2 separate regions of the Homo sapiens genome follow, and region 1 is linked to region 2. The links are chromatin contacts, found by Hi-C or POLR2A ChIA-PET in ENCODE. All regions are on one chromosome and are shown on one strand. Each heading gives the region's core, a stretch centred on a gene start or an enhancer-like site at or near the end of the contact. The rest is flanking DNA. Distances are from core to core; before and after follow the strand shown.

Region 1 (4,175 bases), core at 1,095-3,594, 98 kb before region 2:
GCTGGCTGTGACAGTAAGGCATGATGGCTCACACCTGTAATCCTAGCACTTTGGGAGACTGCGGTTGGAGGATGACTTGGGCTCAGGAACTGGAGACCAGCCTGGACAACACAGTGAGACCCCATCTCTAAAAAAAAAAAAAGAAAAAAATTTTTTTTTCTGGGCACGGTGGGACATGCTTGTGGTCCCAGCTATTCAAGAGGCTGAGGTGGGAGGATCAACTGAGGGCAGGAGATTGGGGCTTGAATGAGATGTGATCGCACCACTGCACTCTAGACTGGGTGAAAATGCAAGACCTATTTCAAGAAAAAATAAAAATAAGAGTGGCACCTCCCCCTTCTCTTGCTCCCCCTCTCGTCATGTGACAGCCTGCTCCCTCTTCGCCTTCTGCCCTGATTAGAAGCATCCTGAGGCCTCTCCAGGAGAGGATGCCAGTGCCATGCTTCCTAGACACCCTACAGAACCATGAGCCAAATGAACTCCTTTCTTTATAAACTACCCAGCTTCAGGTACTTCTTTATAGCAACTAAAGAATGGACTAGTACATTACCCAATAGCAGGCCTGTGGGCCAGTTTTCTGGGTCAACGTTGATCCCTTCTACTATTCCTGTTAACTTAAACCCTGAGGAGTAAAATGGACTAATGTGCCCGTCCAAAATCCCTCCGTCTCCCACCTGGAGGACACTCACAAGGAAACAGCTGCTTTCACTGGGAGCTGGGGAGAAAAACTTTCTATTCCCTTAAAGGCAGAACCTCAGAGCCTCAAGTGGGGCCATGAGGCTGCCTTGGGAAGAGGGAGATGCAGGAGGCTCTAGACTTGGGTGAGAGCTTGCAAGGCGCATGCACAGCTTCCCAGTCCCCATGACCCAGGTGCAATTCATATGGGAAGAGCTGTCCACACTGCCACTGATGTTTGCTGTGGGAATGAAAACAAACAAGCAAGGCTCCCCAAACAGAGCTAGAAAGGCCTTCAGGGAACACAGGACAAGAAAGATGATGAGAACTCACATTCCCTGGGTCCCTACTGTGTTCCAGGCACAGCTCAAATACAGCCTTTACATGGATTTACCCAGGGAGTTCTATGGGAGTGATCACTGGAATTCTCTCTGTATTAAGATGAGGAGACAGACACAGAGAGGTTAAGTCACTTACCTAAAAACAAACCAGTTTTTAGGTAAGTGGAGTAGGATGTGGAGCCAGGATTCAAACTCAGCCATCTGGCTTCAAAGACAAACTTAAAAAAATTTCCTTAGTTTATGCTAAGTGAAAGAATTAAGTCACAAAAGACCGCATTATTGTATAATTCCATTGATATCCACTGTCCAGAACAGGGAAAGCTATAGACATAGAAAGTGGATCTGTCAGAAATCTGTTTGAGTGAAAAAGAAAAAAACAATAGATTAGTGGTTGCCAGTGATTGGGGGAAGGAAAAATGGGGATTGACTGCTAATGTGTATGGGGTTTCTTTTTGAGATGATGAAAATGCTCTAATATAAGCCATAGGGATGGTTGCACATATCTGTGACTATATTAAAAACCACTGAATTGTATACCTTAAATGGGTAAATTATAGGGTATGTGAACTATTTATCAATAAAGCTGTTGTTATTATTATTATTAACTTAGTTAAAACACATCTCCTGAGAAACAAACCAGAGGATACACAACTCTGCTTTCACTGGGGACCTGGGGAGACAGTGCAACTTCACTTCAAAGGGAAACGGATCCAAAAGAAAAACGGGAGGAATGTCCATTTTTTTTTAGTCTTTCAATATCGAAGCTGCCAATTGAATCTCTAGGGCTGAAGTCTTGGGGGCAGCCCCTAATGTTCTGCAGAGAAGGGATCAGGGCCCTAAGGAACCCCAGGATCCTGGCTGCATGGACGACCTTGGCTTCCTGATCTGTCTCACAGCACAGCCACCGGAGAGCCCTATAAGGTTATTAAATATGAATTAAGAAAATGTAAGATGTGCAGGCCGCAATCTAAGCTATAGAAAAACAACCCTGACCCTTCACATGATCCCATGAAGCAGGGTGAACCATCTCGGCCTGGCGGCACGTCTTGCCCAGCTAAGCGGCATGACCTGGGAAATCTTGGGAGAGTCGTGCTCTGTCTCACCGAGAGGCGAGATGAAAGCTCCAACAAGGCCGGTGCTGCCGTCATGATGAACTTGCTTCATGTTCCTCCACTTGTGTTCTGAATTGCAGACTTGTTTTCCCCGGTATTTGTCACATTGAGGACATGAGCTTTTTAATTGGCGATCGAGCTTGCCGCTTGAGATGTCAAAAGACTGTCTTTGTTGAGAAGCAGCTCTGTTAAGCACAGGCCCCACAAGTTAATGGCTGTGTCCCTGAGTCAGCTGGGGAGCCCTGGCTTGAGCACAGAATAAAGCCAGCCAAAAGAACAGATGATTTCATTTAGGCAGAGCCTCGCTAGATAGCCCCTGGGTGCTGAATTCCATATTAGATTTAACATGCAGGGTTCCAGAGGGCTTGGTTCTCCACGCCTCTCATCCAAGCTATGCTTTCCAAGGAGTTCAGTTGTATGGGCCATTGGAGAGGTTAAACATTGTGCCTAAGGTTCTCTAATTAGTTGATGACCCCAACTAATGGCCTCTCTGTATCCAGAGAGGGCAACTTTGAGGTACCCTTTCCACCATGACCTTGAGCATGACTGTGTGACTGGCTTTAGGAAAATGCATGCACATTTCAACTTCCTCTTTCATTTCTCAGAAATTGCTATAAGAACACACTGGCTGGACTATTGGAGGATGAGAAACCAGCCTACTTAGTGAGAGATCAGCCAGCTAACCCCAAGCATGTGACAGGTCCCAGCCAAGATAAGCAGAGCCACCTAAGTGACCTGCAGCTGACCACTGATGCATGAGTGAACCCAGCTGAGAAGAACCAGCCAACCTATAGACTAGGCGAACAATATTACATGTCTACTGTTTTAAGTCAGTGAATTTTAGGGTGACTTGTTAGGCAGCATTGTTAGATCAAAGGGTAATGGATACAACCAGTCAATAGCCATTAGATAGACACCATCAAAATCAGTCCTCAAAGGATTCAGAGCCAGCTCAAGAGTCCTCCTTGTACCATACAGACACATGGACTAGAGCTGTGAACCTGCTGAAGAAACAGAATATGGAGAAGACATGTTTGTCATGGAGTCCAGCCAGCCCCAAGCATGAGCTCACGGGATTCCTGTGAGGCAGTACACTTCACAGAGCTTAGATGCTGGGAACACACAGCCTGGCTTCAAATCCTGGATCCACCACTTCCTGTGTAAGCTCTGGGAAGTTATTTAATGTGTGGGTCTGCAGACTGGCTCAATCAACATCCATTGGACCTTCCTCCCCATGTGCCTTGCTGTATGCCAAAGTTGGCAAAATGACAACGACCTATTCCTTTGCACCTCCAGGTTCTAGATGTGTTTAAGATTCTACCAAGCAGACGTGTTTGCATATGCTTTGAGAAGCTAAGGAAATGAGGTGGAGGCCATACGGTGGTAGATTCTGCCGTTCTCTGGCAAGCACAGGCAAGGAGACCAGTCACCAGTTTTGCAGGTGTGCTGAAAAGCAGATTGCAGGTGCAGCAAAAGGCATGCCAACTCTGAAGCAAACAGTCATGGTCACCTCTCCTGGTCCCCAGAAGGTGGTTGAGTGGGTGTTCCTGGGGTTGACAGTTCCTGCAATAGAGTCCTGATTCTCAACTTTCCTGACTGTGGAAGCAGCAATCTTGAGGGTCCAGCCATGCAGTGTCCTGTTGAGAATCACTCCTGGAAGCTGAGCCTCCATCCTGCTCCTCTAGGCCCTTCTAATTCTGGAAACTCCCAATCCCCTCTATTAATCTTTTCTTAAATAGCTGGTGAGGTTTGTGTTTTCGGGCATCTGAACTGATATGGATTCACTTAACCTGCATGGACCTCAGTTTCCTCATGGTTTAAGGGATGGTGATATCAACTGCCTCAAAGGGTTGTCACAAGGATCTGATTAGATTACCCATACTGAGCACTTAGAACAGTGCCTGGAATAAGGAAAGTGTTTCAAATCTTATTATTCTTAGATTTGTAAATCCAGAAACCTGCTGGTGTCAGAGCACCTGCAATTGACAAACTCTGGGGACTGGGGACATCTAGTATATTCTGATTTGGGAACCTCTTTCCTAGTCTT
Region 2 (4,066 bases), core at 1,006-3,505:
CTTTCCCCACAGTCGAGCCTCGATGCTTTTCCCTGTTCCTGGACCACACTAGGCTCCCTTTCACCCTGGAGCTCTTGCTCATGTGATTCCCTGTGCCATAAATATCATCCTCCCTCTGACTACATGGCTGGCTCCTTCTTAGGGTCTCAACTTCCAAGCTACCTCCTTCCTGGGGCTTCCCTGACCACTCATGTGAGCATGTTCTCTGCCTTCTTTGAGGTTCCTCATCGCAGCTCCCTCTTCCTTTTCCTTGCAGCACTTCACATTTTGGAAATACCAAGTTGTCCGCTTGGTTAGGGCCATGCTCCCTCCTTGGATCCTGTGTTCCAAAGGGCAAGTCTGTATTTGTCTTATCCACCATGATACCCCAAGCGATCGAGACTATCCTGGCCAACATGGTGAAACTCCATCTCTACTAAAAATACAAAAATTAGCTGAGTGTGGTGGCGTGTGCCTATAGTCCCAGCTACTTGGTTGGGAGGCTAAGGCAGGAGAATCGCTTGAACCCGGGAGGCAGAGGTTGCAGTGAGCCAAGGAAGCTCAATATTAAATATTAATGTCCATATGAATAGTGTAAGATTTTATTATGTCTTTACCATTTTTATGATAGACTACCCCAGATCCTCTTTGGAAGCAGGGAAAGCTTCAAACAATTTTTTTAATATCATAAAAATAAAATTATTCATAATTCCAAAAAGTGGAAACAACCCAAATGTCTATCAACTAATGAGGGGAAAAATAACATGTACAGGTTGCAGTGAGCCGAGATTGCACCACTGCACTCTACCCTGGAGACAGAGTGAGACTCCATCTCAAAACAAAACAAAAAACAAAAAAACCCATGTATTTATCACATAATATTTGGCAATAAAAATAAATAGAGTACTGATACATGGACACCATGGAAGAACCTTGAAAACATTCTGCTAAGTGAAAGAAGCCAGTCACAAAACAACATAGATTGTAAGATTCCACTTTATGAAATGTCCAGAATAGGCCAATCCAGAGACAGAGAGTAGATAAGTGGTTGCCTAGGGCTGAGGGGTTTGGAGGGAATGGGAAGCGACTGCTAGTGGATGTTTGGAGGTAATGAAAATGTTCTGAAATGGTGTTGATGGATGTGCAACTTTTTGAATACACTCAAAACCACCGACTTGTATTTTATTCTATTTTATTTTCTGAGACAGAGTTTTGCTTTTGTTGCCCAGTCTGGAGCGCAATGGTGCAATCTCGGTTCACCAAAACCTCCGACTCCATGGTTCAAGCGATTCTCCTGCCTCAGCCTCCCAAGTAGCTGAGATTACAGGCATGTGCCACCACGCCAGGCTAATTTTGTATTTTTAGTAGAGACGGGGTTTCTCCATGCTGGTCAGGCTGCTCTCGAACTCCCGACCTCGGGTGATCTGCCCGCCTCGGCCTCCCAAAGTGCTGGGATTACAAGCGTGAGCCACCATGCCCAGTCGACTTGTATTTTAAATGGGTAAATTCTAATGATATGTGAATTATATTTCAGTGAAACTGTTACAATTAAAATTAATTAATTAATGGAGTTAAGAGCACCCTTGCTCTCTGAAGACAGATAGACTGGCTAAACAGACCAAGGAGATTGGCTTTGTGTCAAATGCCCACTTTGATTAGGGTCCATCCTCCCTCTCTTTCCCCTTCCCTCTCTTCCTCCCTCCCTTAAATGTTTCTCAGCATTCTTCAGGACTCTGGACCAGAGACGGATTAGACTTAGCCTTTATCCTCAAGCAACTAAGTTTAGTTGGGGCAGGACAGGGTGGAACAAAGGGAGGAGCACGGTGAAGACCTCATGGAGCTCCCTGGGTGCAGGCAGAGCCTCCCGGGGATTCTGGTGAAGAACTCTCTGTGTGGAGAAACATCTTTTGTAACAGCAAATACTGTTTTATTTCTTCATTCTTATATGAATTCAATAGACAATTACTGTGCGGGTTGCTGGGGTACAGAGATGCGTAAGAACATGTGTCCCCAAAGAATGGGGTGGAGGGCACAGGAGCCAACCATGGAATCCTAGCAGGGGTGTCAGAGGCTGAAGAAGGTCCAGAGGGGACCGCGCAGGGCAACCGGCCAGGCTTCCTGGGAAGTCAGTGCTGGAAACAGGAGACTGTGCTCGGCTTGGTGAAGCAGCTCCGAGCCTGTGATTTGTCTGTAGACAGCTCGGTTCGGGTGAGCCCCAGGGCTTTCCTGACTGTTACCGGCCTAATCAAGGCAGAAGGCAGCGTGGTGACCTCCCTCCCAGGCGCCAGGATGCAGCTGTGAAGGCCTGGCTGGGAATTGCTTTGAGGCCGGAGGGGGGTCTCCTCCCCCGACACCCGACAGCCCCTCTTCCATGGCCACAGGGGAGTTGCTGAGCAGATCTCCCCTCCCCGGGAGAGGAGGGCAGGCTGCGTGGCCCTGGCAGGAGAGCATGCGGCAGGCGAGCCTCCGGCCGCAGAGATGCCGGGCTCTGTGCGAGACGTTTGCCGCTAGAGGGAGTGCCACGTCGTTCTCCGTCCCCACCACGGACTCCCAGGGCCGCAAACGAGTTTGGGCGGAAGCCAGGGCTTTGGGGCTTCCTGGGAAACTCACTGTCTTTGCCTTTGTCCTCTCCATTTTGAGATTTCTCAGAAGAAGCTGGACCTAAGAATGCTTCGCATAGTTTGGCAGAATTTGCGGAGCCTGTTCCAGCCGCGTGGGTCTGGAATCCGGGATGCGGTCTCTGGCCTGTGCAACCCCTGTTTAACCCGGGGCTGGCCTCTGGAGGGCAGGGAGGCTGGGAGCAGAGAGAAGCACTCAAGGACCTGAGAAATGTAGAAGGTCTTGGATTTGTTTCCCTGTGTGCAGTCCCCTCTGGCCCTCAGAGCTGCAAAGGACAGACCCCTGGGTTCTGGGCAGGGGCTCAGCTCTGGGATTCGTTCAGTGCTTAAAAGGAGGGAAGGGAACTCAGGAATAAGAACGATCAGGCTGGCAGGACATGCAGCTGTTGTCAGAGACCTGGAAACACATGGGCCAGTGGAGCTGATGGGCCCCGTGGGGTGGGTGGGTGGCAGCATCCAACTGGTCAAGAATGGCTCTGCTGTGGCTTCCTCAGCATGGCCCTGTAAAGAGAGCAGAAGATGACTGTGGATGGCCCCAATTTCTGACATGAGAGGCCCTCACTGGCTCAGGTCGGGCTGGCCTCCTGAGGTGACTGGAGGATGGCTGCCACCTTTGGTGTCGGGACTAAGACTGGAAAAGTGGCGGGTCCAGAGAAAAAGCCCAGGCCCACAGCTTCCGCTGACGTGGCAACTATGCTTTTGGACTGCATCCTGGACCTCTTTTGACCAGGCCCTGTGAAGGGTTGCAGGAGGTTCAAGGCCCCTTTATCTCTCTAGCATTGACTCTTGGGTCTGGGCAACAGACCACCCTTTGCAACCTCTGGGCCCAGGCAGCAGGTGTGCAGGTGAGTGCAGCAGGGGCTTGGCAGCCGGTCACAGCTCCCCACCGAAGCTGCGGGAAGCCGGCGGTGCACCATCTGCAGTGGAGCAGGTCAGAGTGGGCCTGCTGAGGCTCCTGTCACTGCTGCGGTTAATGCTGCCGATTACCATGGTTACCCGGAGGCTGGAAGCTCTGACAGTCAAAGGCAGAGCAGGAGAAGGATGTCCTCTCCCTGCTCTGAGCCACATGGCTGCCTCTCAGTCTCCCTGGGTGGGCAGGATTCTTCTGGAAAATAAAAGTGCCTGGACCAGAGACGTTGTCCTGCCGGGGTTCAGCTGATCCAAGCATCATCCATCCCCAAGTGCCGGGGGCCTTCAGGGAACCCTGTTCTGAGCACATTCAGTGGGGAGGCGGGAGGCAGAAGGGGATTCTGGGCCTTGTGTTTGCTTTGCTCAGTCTTGGAAGGATAGAGAAAGGGAAGAGAAGATGCTAGTCTGGGCCTTAGGGAACTCTGAGTCAGAGGAAGGAAGCAGTTCGCGAGCTGGGTGGTGGATTCAGTATCGACTCCTGAGGATCTAGGAATGGCTTTCTGGTCCTGTGCCTACAGTGGCAGCTTGGGGCTGTGACTGTACCCTCTCCAAATAGGGCA

What was found. A loop is a pair of places that touch in the nucleus more often than their neighbours do. ChIA-PET counts read pairs that join two places held with the same protein, here RNA polymerase II (POLR2A). Pooled maps may share reads with other maps.
Region 1: a loop to region 2 is called in a map with no recorded cell type, with 2.3 times the contacts of the local background. The contact joins two enhancer-like sites. A Hi-C loop is called at or near these places in 2 of 168 maps with a recorded cell type or tissue (endothelial cell of umbilical vein and naive thymus-derived CD4-positive, alpha-beta T cell), 1 of 37 single-sample maps with no recorded cell type and 2 of 50 pooled maps. POLR2A ChIA-PET finds 5 or more read pairs at or near these places in 2 of 52 experiments (activated CD4-positive, alpha-beta T cell and activated T-cell).

What each region holds. Positions count from the first base shown.
Region 1 is chr2:23,448,159-23,452,333 of GRCh38, reverse strand. The region is part of intron 1 of KLHL29 (kelch like family member 29); the gene reads right to left. The region is part of intron 1 of LOC124907741 (a long non-coding RNA gene); the gene reads left to right. Among named protein-coding and RNA genes, the nearest start is that of LINC02923, 63 kb to the right of the region's middle. Within about 2 kb of position 2,344, at least 2 of the 41 ENCODE cell types and tissues checked have a DNase peak (open chromatin) inside an H3K27ac peak, as active enhancers do.
Region 2 is chr2:23,350,125-23,354,190 of GRCh38, reverse strand. No RefSeq gene overlaps it. Among named protein-coding and RNA genes, the nearest start is that of KLHL29, 33 kb to the left of the region's middle. Within about 2 kb of position 2,255, at least 15 of the 41 ENCODE cell types and tissues checked have a DNase peak (open chromatin) inside an H3K27ac peak, as active enhancers do.